2 separate regions of the Homo sapiens genome follow, and region 2 is linked to region 1. A link is an interaction called in ENCODE POLR2A ChIA-PET data of the cell type or tissue named here. Cell type or tissue: PC-9. All regions are shown on one strand. Each heading gives the region's core, and the rest is flanking DNA. Links, peaks and the distances in the headings are about the cores only.

Region 1 (8,505 bases), core at 2,346-6,345:
TGGTAAAGCGACTTAGCCACGATCATATGGTTAGGTAGGCCAGTGCTGTCGGACCTCAACGTGTTCATGAATCACCTAAGCATGCTGTGAAAATGCAGAATCTGAGCAGCCGGTCTGGGGTGGGGCCTGAGAGTCTGCATTTCTAACAAGAGCCCAGGTGATGCTGATGCTGCTGGCCCTGCAACCAAATGCTCAATATTAAGGCTCTGGACCTCACAGATTCTATAGAGAGGAGGTCACAGGTAGAAACACCTGCATTTAGAGTCCTCTCTATTATTTTGCAGTCCTTCAGCTTAGACCCATTTTACCAGTGGGTAAACTGAGCTTCACAAAGAAAGTGTTGGCATTGGATCTACTCCCTGAGGTTTTACAGAAGGGGGCCCAAGGTCCTCCATCACCAGGCAACTCCTAGAGAGCTGAGCTTAAGGAGCTGTGGCCCACTTTGAACTTTCAGCTGTTCAAGGTAGGGGCTTCCTTTCCTGCTGAGACCTTGGGCTGTGGGCCATCTTTTCACTTGTTGCGGACTCAGCTCATGATGTTGTCCCAGGGGTCTCTAAGTCCCAGGGCCTGAGATTGTCTGGTTAGTGATTTAGGAGCTTGGCAGCCTCTCTTGTTCTATTATGCAGCCTCTGAACATTCCGTCCAAAGGCCTTCTGGCACGCCACACATTTTCAGAATGAAAGGGGGGAAAATGAACATTGCCCTTGCTCATTTGCCTAATTTAAAAGCATCTAGAAGCTTTTTTTAGAAGGGGGAAAGAAACACCATCCATCTGAAATGGAGGAAGCACCTCATCAAGGAGCCAAGAGAGATGTGGAGACATAAGTTTCGAGGGCTGACACATTCATAGACAAACCTTGTGCCCGGTTTGTTTGTTCCCATCCACTTTCAGCTTGGAAACCACTGCCTTTTTGGAAGCTCTCGTGCTGGGAGGAAATTGCTTTTTCCTAAGGGGAGACCTGAACCCTCCTCGCCCCACTCAGGCATCAGTTTCCTACAATTTCACACGAGCTCAGTTTGGCTCCCGAACATTTATTGAGGGGCTACTCTACGACTCTGTGTCAGGCACTGTGCTGGATCTGTCCGTTCGATCATCAAAGATTTAGTGGTTAGGGAGAGCCCTGTGCTATACATTTCCGTATTCACTTAACAGTGGTTTATTACCAGGCGTCATGCCAGGCTCCGGGGATAAGAAGGGACTGAGATAGGCGTGATGTGGCTACACCTAGTCTAGCCAGAGAGAGAGTCACTAAGTGATCCTTATTGATGTATTGCAATAAGGAATTACTTATTGTGATAAGTAATCACAATAGAGTGCCTACTACTAAGGCAGATAGAAGAGGTCTTGCTCCAGAAACAGCATAGAGGAGAAGGCAGGTCGCCCACCTAGACTCGCAGCTGACAAGCTCTCCTCAAGCCTCGGGCAGGGTCCTCTCCCTGACCCCAACCCCTCCTCTCCCTAACCCTGCCTCCCTCACACACACCCCTTCCATCTTCCAGGCACCAGCCAGAGAAGAGTTCTTTCTTAAATGAGAATCTAATGGTGTCATTCCCCTACTAAAAATTCTTTACTGGGCTTCCCACTATTTGCAGGATTAAGTCCAAACTTCTCAGAATAGTTTACGAGGCTTTTTACAATTTGGCTCCAAATCTACCTTTCAGCCCTGGGTCCCACCCCGCTTCCCCATCATTCATCCTTCTCTCTCCCTATACTGAATATCCTGAGCTCCACGGGATGACTCAGAACAAGGGGCTCTCTCTCTTTAAAAAAAAAAAAAGAAAAAAAAAGATGTGTCATGGAAATGTTCAAATGTAAGCAAATGCAGAGTCAGTGATGTGAGGCGCCTCCGTATTCCCATTGCCCAGTTCCAGGACGTGCCCAATCTCATCACCTCCACGTCCCCACCCATCCCCGCTCCAAACCCCACACTGGATTATTTTAAAGCCAATCCAAGACACCATGTCCTTTCATCTGAAAATACTTCAGCATGTATTTCTGACAGATGAGGAGGGTCCTTCTTTTTTTGTTGAGGCTCCAAGTTTGTTGGGGGCAGAATAACTGAATTTGTGGTACAGCTTTAATGTGCACGTTTAACAAGCCAATGTTTTTAACACACACCCACATCCATACACACACGGCGTAGTGATTGTATGTCTGCCCTCATTTGGAGAGACCATTGAGGAATCTCTATTTGAGGCCCTTCTTAAACGTGAAGCCTTGGCCAGCCCTTCCCTCCCGCAGCGCCTTCCATTGACCTTCCATCCCTGTGGTTGGCCCTGTTTCCTGAATCCTCCAACCACTTTCACACCTTTGGGCCTTGTGTCCTTTGTGGCCACTTCTGCCTGGAACGTCCTTTCCTCTGTTGGGCACACTCCTGCATGACCAGCAAAGCCCAGTGCAAATTTCCCCTATGCACTGTCCATGATACCTCTTCCAACAACCTCCTGTCCTCCACAGGTCATCACTCACTCTTCTTTGCTTCTATAGCATTTTTTCTTCGTAATTCTCCTGAATGTTGATATTTCTGAGTTGAAATCATTTGCTTACAGATCTGCTGCCCCCACCAGCCTGGGAACCCTTCGAGGGTAGGGTCTGGGTCCTTTCTGTGTCCCCCAGAGAGGCGATCTGGTCCCCAAGCATGGATTCTGGCTTCAGCCTTGCCTGGACAAGCTATTGAATTGAGTCTCAGTGGTCTTGTTTGTGAACTAGGGATGCTATTATACTCAGCACTATGACAGGCCTCTCGTGTGGATTCAGTGCCCTGTGTCTGTGCGGCTACTGTGGCCCGACTGCCACAAGGAGACACTGAACAATTGTGACCTTCATCACCAGGTGTCAGCAATGACTCCTCCCTCAAAGGGGCCCCTCAGCCAGAGACATGTCCGTCCTTAGCATAAGGCCCTAGTCGTGTTTGGGCCCTGGTCGTTTTCCCCTCTGTCAGAGACCCTGGAAGTTTCCTGGCTGGTCCTGGGCCACTGAGCCTGCAGTAAAGGACCATGGACCAGCTCGCCACCTCGAGGCTCCTGCTGCCCCTCACCTCCTGCCCCCCACCTCCTGCCCCCATGCAGGAGAGCAGGCCCTGCGAACTCTGCACCCTTCCCTGGGGGCTTCTACACGGAAACTCAGTGCTGTCACTCCGGCTCCTGGCTGGGTCCAGGGGAATGCCCCTCTCTCCTCGCAGCTTGCAGGGAACTCCTGGCATCCTGCATTCCCTGGGAACTTCAGGTGTCTAGGAAGGCTCCGTCTGCCAGGCCAGTTGTGACCTAGGGAGGATCTTGCAGCTTGGCTTTCAGCCAATCCATTCCCACACGTTCACTCACAGAAGTTAGGGAGACTCCGCCCCCATTGCATTCCCTCCACTTTGCAGCTGAGAAGCTGTCCCTGTCGTACCTGGATGCCCTTTCTCCCAGGAAGACCTCCTCTGGCCCAGCCGTGCTGTGAACGAGCCCCAAAACAGCCCTCCTCTTCCCAAATCTCTACTCCCTGCAGACAGGTGGGAAAAAGCGGCCTGTGTTATTCTCTCTGAGCACTGCTGTGATGTTTCACACACTAGGGTGGGTTTAAAACTGCTTCATGGCCAGCCTCTTAGAACAAGTATGATTCCCTTATTAGAGCGTGCTATCCCTCAAAGCCCACTCCCTAAACTGAGAGCAGTGGCGTTCCCACCTTGTGACTTTTCCCACCTCCTCCAGAATGTGGCAGAGCTGGATGGAGCCGAGCCCTGCCACTTACTGCGACCCTGTGCCCCTGTTGTTCCCTCCCTGACTCCATTTCTCCATCTGTAGTTTTCTTTCTTTTTTTCTTTTTTTTTTTTTTTTTTTAGATGAAGTCTTGCTCTGACGCCCAGGCCGGAGTGCAGTGACACAACCTCAGCTCACTGCAACCTCCGCCTCCTGGTTTAAGGGATTCTCATGCCTCAGTCTCCCAAGTAGCTGGGATTACAGGCGCCTGCCACCATGCCCAGCTAATTTTTGTATTTTTAGTAGAGACCGGCTTTCACCATGTTGGCCAGGCTGGTTTCGAACTCCTGACCTCAGGTGATCCACCCACCTCAGCGGTGGATCCCAAAGTCTGGGATTCTTCCCATGGCTGGGATTACAGGCATGAGCCACTCGCACCCGGCCTCCCATCTGTAGCTTTCAAAGAGTCATTGCGAGGATCAAAGGAGTTAAACGCACATCAGCACTTAGCAGAGTGTCACCACTGTCGGCTCCCAACCACGGTGGGGGTAATTTTTTACTTTCCAATTATTCTTCCCCATTGGCAGTATTTTTTTTTTTTTGGAACATTTGTCTGAAATTTGCAGAATAAAAGGTCCCTTGGAGTCAGGGGCTGTTTCCATGGGGCCAGCACAGTATGTGCTTCATAAAGTTTTTTTTCCAGTGCAGAAGACTGGGGATGGAACAAAACTACTTCTGGATTCCGAGGAGGGGGCCCCGCTCTTGAGTTTTAAGGCTTGGGTTTCACAGCTTCATTTGACAAGCTTGAACCTCAGTTTCCTTATTTATAAAGTTGAGGTAATGCCTTCGGCCTTTTGTATATCATTAATAATAGCTACAAATGCAGAATGAAGTGGAGATTGAAGGATGATGACTAGAAATGGGACCTGCCCACAGTCTCTGCTTCCCAGGCCTCAGTTTCCTCCTTTGTGTGATGAAGGAGCTCTGCTGCTCTGGGTGACCTGTGAGTCCCCACCTCCCCACCACTGGTCAGACAGGGTTCATCCCCCTGTCCACTCAAGGGGAGACCCCAATATAGTGTAATGAAGAAAACTGGGGGTCTTGGCAGCTGCAATAACCCTCAAGGGACCATCAAATCCCTCCACTGTGTCCATACAGAGCTGCCTGACCCCAGGCCCAGGAAGGAGCTGGAGTGACCCTTGTCCATCTCTCTCTTTGGGCTCAGAGTCAGTATCTCAGGGCAGCCTTCCCTGTTACCCACACACATCCATCGGCTGCAGATACATGGCACACCGGTAGCCCATTAAACCCCTGCCAGCCTCTACCACGGAAGCCCAGATTCCTCCTGTCAGATGTCACTTTGGAAAGCTGAGAGCAATGGAGTGAGACAGAACAGCAGTTGCAGGAATGCAGTTGGGTTAACAACAATAATACCAACAGCCAGCACTCCCTGTATGCCCAGCTGAGTGCTTTGTGCCGGTTAATTCATTTAAACCCTGAGACAACCTCTGTGGAGCATCCTACTTTTAGCCCTATTCACAAATGCAGAACTTGAAGCACAGAGAAGTGAAGCAACTTGCCCAAGGACACACAGCTCAGCAGTGGTAGGGCTGAGATTCAAGCGCAGGTGGTCTGGCTTCAAAGACTGTAGTTTTAAGTGCTCACTGTGTTTTGCAGCCTCTTCCGTAGGTGGAAGGAAGGGTGAAGGAGAAGCTAAAGAAAGCATGGTGCACCCTAGGCAGGGCTGAAAAACAACAAAGACACCAAGAGAGCACCAGTCACCTGGAATGGCAGAGGGTTTGATACAGGGGAGTTTTTGATACTCTAAAAGTAGTTCAGTCAATACGTAATAATGATAATGGTAACAACAACAGCACCTGACGTTTACAGAGCTCTCGGCAATCTGTGTGCCTACATTCATTCAATGAATCCCATCAACGAATCCTTACAGAGGACCTACTCCATGTTGGGCAACCAATGAACAAAATGAATGCTATCCTTGCCCTCACGGAACTCAAATAAACGTGGAAATAAATATATCAGGGCAAACCCAACTTTAGCTTTCCTTGTTGGCAGGATTAACTCCAGGTCTCAAAGCTTCCCCTCTGAATGGCTTCAAAGTTAGCCATGGCATAAGAGCTCTTGAAAAAATGAAGGTCATTTTCAGAAGGGAGGAGGCAATGGCCTTGCAAGGAGGAGGGAGGGCTAGAGATAATTCTCTCTCCTACCCTGCTGCTGGTACCCTGTACCAATATTTATTTATTCATATTTATTTATTTGTTATTTATTTACTGTATTATATTAATTCATTCTCACATTGTTATAAAGAACTACCTGAGACTGGGTACTTTATTTAAAAAATTAATTAAAATTTTTTAATTTATTAAAAAAAAAGGAGGCTTAATTGAGTCACAGTTCCACAGGCTGTACAGGAGGCATGGCTGGGGAGGCCTCAGGAAACTTACAATCATGGTAGGAGGGTGAAGGGGAAGCAGGCACATTTGCACATGGCAGCAGGAGAGAGAGAAGAGGAAGTGCCACACACTTTTAAACCATCAGTTCTCGTGAGAACTCCCTTACTATCGCAAGAACAGCAAGGGAGAAATCTGCCCCCATGATCCGATCACCTGCCACCAGGTCCCTCCTCCCAACATTGGGAAATATAATTCAACATGAGATTTGGGTGAGGACACAGAGCCAAACCATATCATTTATTTATTTATTTATTTATTTAGGACACAGGGTCTCACTTTGTCACCCAGGCTGGAGTTCAGTGGTGCAGCTGCTCACTGCAGCCTCCAATTCCTGGGCTCAAGTGATCATCCCACCTCAGCCTCCCAAGTGGCTGGGACTACAGGCATGTGCCACCATGCCTGGCTAATTTTTTTTTCTTTTATAGAGACAAGGTCTTACTATGTTGCCTTGGCTGGTCTTTAACTTTTGGCCTTAAGCGATCCTCCTGCCTTGACCTCCCAAAATGTTGGGATTTCAGGCGTGAGCCACCATGCGTGGCCTCCAGTATTTCTCTATACTTTTTTCTTTAGCCCCTAAAGCGAAACTATTTTTCTACTCGCAACACTTCTGACACTAAATATGTGGGTTTTCCATACCAAGTGATTATCCAGTTCTCTGTGGATACCAACTGAGTGTCCTGCAATTGAATTCAATTCTGACACTAACTATCTGGAGTTAGCATAGATCCTACCGGTTAAGGGCTCAGTCCCACAAGACTGTCCCCCACTTCAGAAGCCAGTTGCAAATTTGGGTGCCCATGGTACCCACACTTTTGTCTGACTGGTTGGAGTTGGAGTTGGAGTTCGCATAAGTCCCTGCTCATATTTGATAATTTGCTATAACTGCTCACATAATTCAGGAGACACTTTACTTATATTTATTGGTTTATTATAAGAGATGTGAGAAAGGATATAAAGAACAGTCAGATGAAGAGGAACATAGGGCAAAATCCAGAAGGGTCCCAAGGACAGGAGCTTCTATCACCATGGAGTTGGGGCACACCACCCTCCTAGCACACGGAGGTTTTCAGCAACCCGGAAGCTCTCCAGTTCTGTAGTTGAGGGATTTTTATGGAAGCCTCATCACATAGGCATGAAGAATTATTAGTTCAATCTCTATCCCATCTCTCCTTCCCAGAGGATGAAGGGTGGGACTGAAAGATTCAAGCCTCAATCTGGTGACCAGCCCCCATCCTGAAGCTATCCAGGAGCCCACCAAGAGTGGCCTCATTAGAACAAAAGATGCTCCCAGCACCCCTGTCACTCAGGAAATTACAAGGCTTTTAGGAGCTCTGTCTCAGGAACTGGAAGCACAGACTAAATGCATGTTTCTTATCACGTCACAGCATCCTGAACATTCTTCCTTCTTAGCCCTTCTCTTTATCACCTTGCTCATGGGATGACAAAGTAAGAATAAGCCAGAAGCAGAGATCTTGCTCACCCCAATAATTGTACAAAAGATCTAGCTCAGCTGGGTGCGGTGGCTCAAGCCTGTAATCGCAGCACTTTGGGAGGCCGAGGCGGGCAGATCACGAGGTCAGGAGTTCGAGACCAGCCTGGCCAACATAGTGAATCCCCACCTCTACTAAAAGTACAAAAATTAGCCAGGCATGGTGGTGCGTGACTGTAATCCCAGCTACTCGGGGGACTGAGGCAGGAGAATCATCTGAATCTGGGAGGCAGAGGTTGCAGTGAGCCGAGATGGTGCCATTGCACTCCAGCCTGGGCAACAGGGCGAGACTCCATCCCCCCCACAAAAAAAAAAAAAAAAAAAAACAAAAAAAAAACTCTAGCTGAAGCCCTCTGCTCTCAAATGGCCAAAGATACAACAGTGGATGAGACGGAAAAGGTTTCACACAGGATGCAAGACCCTGCAAGCTAGTGTTGGTTCACTTGTGAAAACCCTCCTTCTTCCCAAATGTTAAAAATTCATGAGCTGCCCAGTTAGGTATAGAAATCACTTCTGATCCAGGGCGTTGCCAAAGTATTACCCATATTCTTGAGATTTCCTAGACATTCATTTGTCTTCATGGTCTGCAATCACTGGAAATACATATCCAGGTCATTCCAAAATATAATTAAACGTCAGACACCATCCATACAACAGAATACTGTGTGGCAATAAAAAGAATGAAGCACTGATAAATGTTACAACATGGATGAACCTTCAAAACAAAGTGGCTGGACGCAGTGGCTCATGCCTATAATCCCAGCACTTTGGGAGGCTGATGTGGTTGTATCACCTGAGATCGAGAGTTCGAGACCAGCCTGACCAACATGGAGAAAACCCGTCTCTACTAAAAATACAAAA
Region 2 (8,505 bases), core at 1,959-5,958, 51 kb before region 1:
ACTGCTGTCACTGTTACGCTCTCTTCTTTTACAGATTCTGCCATCTTTCTAGTGGTTACTCCAACTGTAGCAAATGACAGCCGTTCTCTTTTCTCTGATGCCTAATTTGCATACACCAGTGTTTATGACTCCAGACTAGAGAAACTAGGGTGTAGAGCTAGAGAGAATAAAATGAGCCTCACTTGGAGGTTGGGACCAAAGGGATCTGTTGGAGAATTCAGGAACAGACCATGTGGTTCCATTTTTCTCTTCCCCAAAGATTTTTGGCTCTAATCCTCACCAACCTGCTGGCCCATAAGGAATGACAAGCTAGAAAGCTCCCCCAACACACACCTCCCATCCCTATTTTATTAGAGAAAAATATCTCCTGACAGGATATCAGAGCATTCAGCATAATTTTTGGAGGCAGTAAAGGGTGTAGTTAAAGGACTAGCCTTAGTGTCTAAGAACCCGGTTTCAAATCCCAGATCTACAAGCCTAGGGAAATTACTTAGCCTATGACTCAGTTTCTGTATCTGCAAAATATAGATTTACATACCTGCCTCATAGGATTTTTGAGAAATTATAAAAGGTAACCTAAGTCAGGCACATAATAGTAAGAGCTTAATAAATGTCAACTGTTTTTATTCAATGTCTCCTTTGTTCCAGGGCCCTGCTAAGAATGTAGCAAATGCAAGGGTGAGTTTGTGAAATCATGTGGCTCCTAGAACACAGGGCACCATGAGCCTGGGCCCACTCTGGATCCTAAGGGGAGTTTCAGCAGCAGCAATCTGAACACTGGGGCCTTTCATGGGGCAGATGGCAGGTCCAGGAGTGCACGGGGACAATGTGAAGCTAAAAGCCAACCTCTCCTCCTTCTCCCTGCCCTCATCCCCAGATAGACTCACTGGAAGCATTTTTGTGTAGCATGCATTACATTTGGGCAGCCCTAATTCCATGCTGTTTGTCCCTTTACATCAGTTCTGCAATGGGATTGCTGGCTCCTTGAAATACCTGCAGCTTCCAACAACAACAACAAAGGAAGAAGGGAAGGCAGGAGTGGAGGAAGGAGGAGGAAGGAAGAGGGGAAGGAGAAGGAGAAGGAGAAAGGAAGGAAAGGAGTGAAGGGAGGAGGGAGGGGGAAATGAGGGAAGTGAGGAGAAACAAAACTGATTGTCATTTTCACTGAAAAGTTAATAACAATGTAACAATTTCTCATCCACAGGAAGAGGGGAAAGAGAAGGGGAAAGGAGTGAAGGAAGGGGGGGTGGAAATGAGGGAAGTGAGGAGAAACAAAACCGATTGTCATTTTCATTGAAAAGATAATTATGTAACAATTTCTCATCCACAGTTTCTTTTAACACTTCTAAACAATTGATTACTTTTAAAGTAAAACCTAATTTACACTCTTCATGTATACTTTCTACTTCTGCATCTATGAGGTGATTTTTCAAACATTTATATCACTCCTTGTGGTAAAAGTGTCCTTGTATACAATTCAAACACTGTGAAGGAGCATAAAGTAAAGAACAACCAAGCTGGGCACGGTGGCTCACACCTGTAATCCCAGCACTTTGGGAGGCTGAGTCAGGCGGATCAGGTCAGGAGATGGAGACCATCCTGGCTAACAGGGTGAAACCCCGTCTCTACTAAAAATACAAAAAAATTAGCTGGGCACGGTGGTAGGCACCTGTAGTCCCAGCTACTCGGGAGGCTGAGGCAAGAGAATGGCATGAACCCGGGCGGACTTGCAGTGGGCAGAGATGGCGCCACTGCATTCCAGCCTGGGCGACAGAGCGACACTCCGTCTCAAAAAAAAAAAAAAAAAGAAAGAAAGAAAGAAAAGTGATCTCCTCTTGGAAGCCTTCCCCGATCCTCTTCTTTCCCGACCTTGACTGACTGACTTTTCCAAAAACCTAAGCGAAATGCAGAAGGAGAGCTCTCTTATATGATGCCTTATGGAGATAAAAATGAACACATACTAAAGTATACAGTGGTATGGATTTGGAAGGCAACCCAGCAATTTAGCAAATAAAAATGTGCATCCCCTTTGACCCAGCAACCCACTTTAAGGAACTTGACCTACCCAAAAACCTAAGCAAGTGCGCAAAGACGGTGTGCCAAGACTTTGCAATACTTTTGTGTGATCAGCAGGGACTGGTTTAATAAACTTTAGTACTATAGGCTACTCCATGCTGATAGAAAAATATGTCAAGATATTTGTCATCTTGAAAAAAACTAAGTGTCAAATGATATACATAGTATGATCCCTTCAGTCTTACAGAAAGCATGATGGAAGGAAAGAGAGAATAAAGAAAGGGGAAAAGGGAGGGAGGGAAGGAGGAAGGAATGAAAGAAGGAAGCAAGGGAGGAAGGGAGTGAGTGAGTGAGGAAGAAGGAATGGAGAAGAAAGAAAGGGAGGAAAGGAGTGAGCGAGTGAGGGAGAAGGAATGAAAGAAGGAAGGAAGGAAGGGAGGAAGGAAGGAAGAGAGATTGTATGTTACCCTGAGATTTGGTTCTAAAGTCTGTGAATAAAACAAAAAGGGGCATAATTTAGCAGGGTTTCACTGTGTTAGCCAGGATGGTCTTGATCTCCTGACCTTGTGTTCCGTGAGGAGATCACTTTTCAACCAGACCTTGAAGGATGGCATGGTATTCAGAGAAACAGACAAAGGACATTCCAGGTAGAGGCTGGAATATGGAGTCAAAGACATTCATGGAGCTTGGTCGAGGTGGGGAGGTGGTTCATTATTCCTTGGTAAATCCTTGGCCATCACGTTACCTAGACCACAGCCCACCGCAAGGCAGGCTTAGATATTTGAACAAAATACATCAAGACAGACAAATAAGCAATTACATTCCAACAGGGGGAAACAGACAATGAACAGAAAATAAAGTCAACTGGATGGCATGTTAGATGGAGATAAGTGTTATGGGGAATAAAAATCAGGGATGGGAGATGGGGAATGTGCATGGGGAGCAGAAGGGGCCACCGTGTTAAACAAGGTGACCAGAGAAGGCCTCATGAGAGGGGTTACATCTGATAATGACCCATAGCAGGTGAAGGAAGGAGCCTTCCAGATTCCTGGGGAAAGAGCATTCCAGGGAGAGGGCCAGCAAGGACGAAGGGCCTGAGGTGGGAGAGTCCTCAGTGAGTTGGAGAAAGAGCAAGGTGGCCACATGGCCAGAGCAGAGTGAGAGAGGGGACAAAGGGGACAAGAGAGCTGAAGTCCTAAGGCCCTGGTGCTGAATGCCTGAAGGTGTCAGGCTCTGTGGCTTGTTTGGATTGTTTGGTTTGGGTTATTCTTTAGAGTAAGATGAGAAACTATTGAGAGGTTTTGAATAGAGGAGTGACACACTCCGACATGTGGTTCAAGGAGACCCTTCTGGGTAAAAGAGAGATGAGGACCAAAATGAGACCAATTCAAAGATTACTGGCATAATGCAGGTGATTTGGGCCAAGGTGAAGCAGTAATGGTGGAGGAAAATGACCATATTCTGAATGTATTTTGAAGGTAGAGGCTTTAGGATTTGCTCATGGATTGGGTGTGAGGTGTGAAAGATGAGAAAGCATCGAGAGAGCCGCAGGGTTTTGACCTGATGCTGCCATTAACTGAAGTAGGACTTAGTTTGGAGCTGGGGGAGAGATTCAAGGGCTCAGTTACAGATATAGTGTGTGATTTCGTTGGACATCAGAGTGCAGATGTCAAGAAAGCAGTTAGACATGTTAGAACAAATTCAGGGAGAGGTCAGGGCTAGAAGTATAAACAGATGAGTAATCAGCATATAGATAGTGTTAAGAGTCATTAGGCTACATGAGGTTACTAAAGGAATGAGTATGGACAGAAAAAGAGAAAAGGTCTGAGAGCTGACCCCTGAGACACTTCACTGATACAAAGTCAGGAAGGTAGAGGGGAATCTGTGATGGCGACTAAGGGAGGGCAGCCAGCAAGGTAGGAGGTTGGGTCCTAAAGGCCAAAACACACAAGTGTTTGACAGAAGAGCGCGTGATTAAATTCTGCTGCTAAAAATTCGCGATTGCAAAAATATGGAACCAGCCCAAATGCCTATTAATCAATGAAATTAATGGATAAAAATCTGTGATATATGTGAGACATATATATATATATATATATACACACACTGTGGCATACTACTCAGCCATAAGAAGGAATAAAATAATGGTATTTGCACCAACCTGGATGGAATTGGAAACCATTATTCTAAATGAAGTAACTCAGGAATAGAAAACCAAACATCATATGTTCCTCACTCATCAGTAGGAGCTAGGCTATGAGGATGCCAAGGCATAATAAGGAGGATACAATGGGCCAGGTGTGGTGGCTCACACCTGTAATCCTAGTACTTTGGGAGGCCAAGGTGGGTGGATCACCTGAGGCCAGGAGTTCAAGACCAGCCTGGCCAACATGGCAAAACCCTGTCTCTATTAAAAATACAAAAATTAGCTAGGCGTGGTGGAACATGCCTGTAGTCCCAGGTATGTGGGAGGCTGAGACATGAGAATCCCTTGAACCAGGAGGCAGAGGTTGTGGTGAGCCGGGATGGCACCACTGCACTCTAACCTGGGTGACAGAACAGGCTCTGCCCCAAAAAAAAAAAAAAAAAAAAAAAAAAGAATTATACATTATACAATGGACTTTGGGGATTCGGGAGGAAAGGGTGGGAGGGGTTGAGGGATAAAAGACTACAAATTAGGCTGGGTGCAGTGGTTCACGCCTGTAATCCCAGCACTTTGGGAGGTGGAGGCGGGCAGATTGGGAGGCCGAGGCGGGCAGATTATGAGGTTAGGAGATCGAGACCATCCTGGCTAACACAGTGAAACCCTGTCTCTACTAAAAACACAAAAAATTAGCCGGGCTTGGCGGCGGGCGCATGTAGTCCCAGCTACAAGGGAGGCTGAGGCAGGAGAATGGCATGAACCCAGGAGGCGGAGCTTGCAGTGAGCCGAGATCGCACCACTGCACTCCAGCCTGGGCGACAGAGCGAGACTCTGTCAAAAAAAAAAAAAAAAAAAAAAAAAAGCGACCAATTGAGTACAGTGTATGCTGCTCGAGTGACAGGTGCACCAAAATCTCAGATATCACCACTAAAGGACTCATTCATGTAACCAGACACCTCCTGTTCCCCAAAAACCTATGGAAATAAAAAATAATAAATAAATAAATAAATGCTGCTGTTAGGTCAAGAAAGACAAGGACTAAAACACCGACCACTAGATTTTCCCCTGAAAACTATTTATTACTTTTAACCAAGTGCTGGCCAAGTCTCCCTGGCCTTGGATGGAAGGCATATCAATTGCACATCATCAGCCAAGTACTGATTGGATGGTTTCAATTGCAAAGGGGAAATCTTATCTCCAAGTCATAAGGTGGGATTTCTGACAGAAGGAAGAGCACACATTAGGTGAAGAATGCTAGACTAGGAAGGAATGGAGTCAGATGGCATGGGCACCAGTCTTGGTTTATCTACTTGCTCCCTGTGTGACCTTAAGACTCCCTGTAGCTCTTACCATCTTCACATACAATATGATGGGTGGTGAGCAGAGCAGGGTTCTCTGAGAGACTTTTCATAGTCTCTTCTCAAGTCTAAAATTCAAAGACATTTCCCTATCTTAGTCAGGGATGGCTACATAATTTGCAGGATCCCTTTTTCAAAATGTGCAGTGTGGGGGGGGAATGCTGTTAAAGATACTAAATATAAAGCTTTTTCTTTCCTTCCACTATCTCTCTCTTGACTTGTCATAATGCTGTTTTAATTGCTATTTAATATCATTCTAGGTAAAATAAATAAATGAAATTTTACATTATTCACGTGGATTTTACCATTTACTTTTACATTGTGCAATGCAAAATTTTAAATGCAAATATGAAAACATTGAACTCATAAGCAGAATCAATAAAATTACACAATTCATATTTCATAGTTCCTACATGCTGTATTAGTCAGTTCCCACACTGCTAATAAAGACATACCCGAGACTGGGTAACTTATAAAGAAAAAGAGGTTTAGGCTGGGCGTGGTGGCTCATGCCTGTAATCCCAGCACTTTGGGAGGCCGAGGCAGGTGGATCACGAGGTCAGGAGATCGAGACCATGCTGGCTAACACGGTGAAACCCCGTCTCTACTAAAAATACAAAAAATTAGCCGGGCGTGGTGGTGGGTGCCTATACTCCCAGCTATTCGGGCGGCTGAGGCAGGAGAATGGCGTGAACCCGGGAGGCGGAGCTTGCAGTGAGCCAAGATGGCGCCACTGCACTCCAGCCTGGGCGACAGAGTGAGACTCAAAAAAAAAAAAAAAGAGAAGAAAAGAAAAGAAAAACAAGTTGAATGGGCTTACAGTTTCACATGGCTGGGGAGGCCTCACAATCATGGCAGAAGGCGAAAGGCACGTCTTACATGGCGGCAGCAAGAGAAAATGAGAGCCAAGCGAAAGGGGTTTCCTCTTACACAACCATGCTACACAAAACTAACTCAACTGTTTTTATTTCACTTCTGGATGCACACACATTCTTCCAACCCCCTCTACTTGAGGCTTACTGTTGAGTAAGTAAGGACTAAAAGAAAAGTGAACTATGAATTGGCCTACCTTTTTCTTTTTTTCTGTGTCATCATATTCAGTATAAATTATTGGCTAGTAAGAAGGAACATGAGGGAATCTCTTGGTTGGTTGTTTGCTTTTCTCAGAAAGTGATTGTCTTCCTCATCTGTAAAATGGGGATACTTTGTAAGGCAATTTTAAAACAGAAAATTCATCTATCCACTCATGTAATTCTATACCACGCACAGTGCTTGGAACACATATGTGGTCAGTAAATATTTTAAGTGCTAAGAATTCAGTGTGGCTCAAGTTGGGAGGATGCTGAGGTACATAATAAAAATAACAGCTCAGCAGTAATTGAGTATTTATTATGTGCCAGGCATTGTGTTAATGCTATTGTATTAACTCATTTCCTCTTAATGACAGCCTTATGAAGTAGGTATTTTTATTACCCCCATTTTACAGATGAGGAACTTGGAAAGGTCAGTAACTTGGCCAAAGACCCGTAGCCAGTTAAGTGGCATATCTGGGAGTCAGGCCCAGGTCAATAAGATGCCAAAGCATGTGCTTTGGAACACTGACTATATTGGTCCCATAGTTACTTGGTAATAAAATCAAAGTAGTCAAAGAGCTATGGAGGGAAATGATGAGTTCCATCTGGGGAATCCAAGAAAGGCACTGAGAAGGCAGCTGTATGTACACGTCTGTAGCTCAGGAATGATGAACAGACTATAGATAAGATTTGGGAGTCCTCAGCTGAATGATAGCCACTGAAACCGTGAACATGGATATGAGTTAAGATAAGACAGCCCTATAGAACTAAGGCATCTGAGAGCCAAGGGAGGAGAAAAGAATGCCGAAAAGGAGACGTTGCAGAGGTAGGAGTGGATGCATAGGGGGAATACCTGGAAACCTGTGGACATTAATTCACATGCTACAGAGATGACCAATCAGATGACAACTGCAAAAAGACCTTTAGATTTTGCACGTGTCCCCACAGATGACTCCGGGTAAAACAGACTCCCTAGACTGGTAGATAAGGGGAAAGGGACAATGGAGAGATTTATAACTAAACTTGGTATGACTTTTCATCTGTCACATTCCATGGAAAAAAATTATCCTTTGTCAAACTACATTTCCTGACTTGGAGGCTAAGAAAAGTCAGTCACTGCAGCAAGATGCAAGATGCAACTTGGCTGTGGACATTTGCCAAGCCACTTACGTCCCCTCTTGAGGCCTCAGTTTCCTCATCTGTACATAGAGTTATTGGATGAGACATACTCTAAGTTTTCTCCCAGATCCAAAATTCTATTCCCTTCCGTTCCAGATGCTCTTTGAGGATGTTGGTGTTGACAAGAAAGGTGGGGGGAAAGAGAAGGACCCTGCTTGACCGCGACAGGTCCCCTTGTATCCTGTTCCCTCTCCATCTTATTTTCTCCACAGTGCTCTAGGGCAGCTGTGGAGCCAATGATGAAAACCACATGTTTCTGGGCAGCCCTGCTGTTGCACAATGCCGCCAAGGGGAGGGCAAAAAAGAAAGAAAGAAAGAAAAAAAAGAAAGTAAGTAAGAAAGGAAAGAAAAGAGCTTTGGAATTCTCGGCTTCTACAGACAATTCCCCCATTGATGTGCTGTGAGTCACGGCGGGCCGCCAGGCCATCATGGTTTCTGAATCACTTCCTTCAAGAGGGGCTCTCCACTTGTTCCCGGGCTGACTTTGGCCAGGGCTGGAATGCAAGGAGATTGGACCCTTTGGAGTGGTTCTGACTGCCTTCCTCTTTGCTGGAGCCCCAGAGGGGAAGGTGGAGGTGCTAGGCAGCAGGGCGTAGGGGTCTGAATGGAATTGAAGACAGCAGAGAAGCAGGTTGGACCTGCTTGTCCCAATTGGTGGACCCAACTCATGCCCCTCTCTCTCCCTCTGTTAGAGAAGAAAATGATGTAAAAATCCCAGATTAAAGGCCAAAGTTTT

Evidence for each region. Peaks named below come from ENCODE experiments on the same cell type or tissue, not always from the same donor. Only the 100,000 strongest peaks of a DNase experiment are listed, where the experiment ranks them.
Region 2: POLR2A ChIA-PET joins it to region 1 with 10 read pairs; 4 of 35 experiments call an interaction of 5 or more read pairs at or near these places.

Annotation. Positions count from the first base shown.
Region 1 is chr22:32,610,750-32,619,254 of GRCh38, reverse strand. All of the region lies in intron 6 of SYN3 (synapsin III), which reads left to right. Among named protein-coding and RNA genes, the nearest start is that of SYN3-AS1, 40 kb to the right of the region's middle. RefSeq lists an enhancer at 2,621-3,120. In PC-9, for the core only: no CTCF peak of the experiment used is centred there; no DNase peak of the experiment used is centred there.
Region 2 is chr22:32,661,101-32,669,605 of GRCh38, reverse strand. The region is part of intron 6 of SYN3 (synapsin III); the gene reads left to right. LOC105373002 (a long non-coding RNA gene) reads right to left here. Exons shown (of 4, transcript XR_938176.4): 4 at 5,040-8,505. Among named protein-coding and RNA genes, the nearest start is that of SYN3-AS1, 90 kb to the right of the region's middle. RefSeq lists an enhancer at 7,479-8,505. In PC-9, for the core only: no CTCF peak of the experiment used is centred there; a DNase peak (open chromatin) is centred at 3,755; H3K27ac peaks cover 834 bases.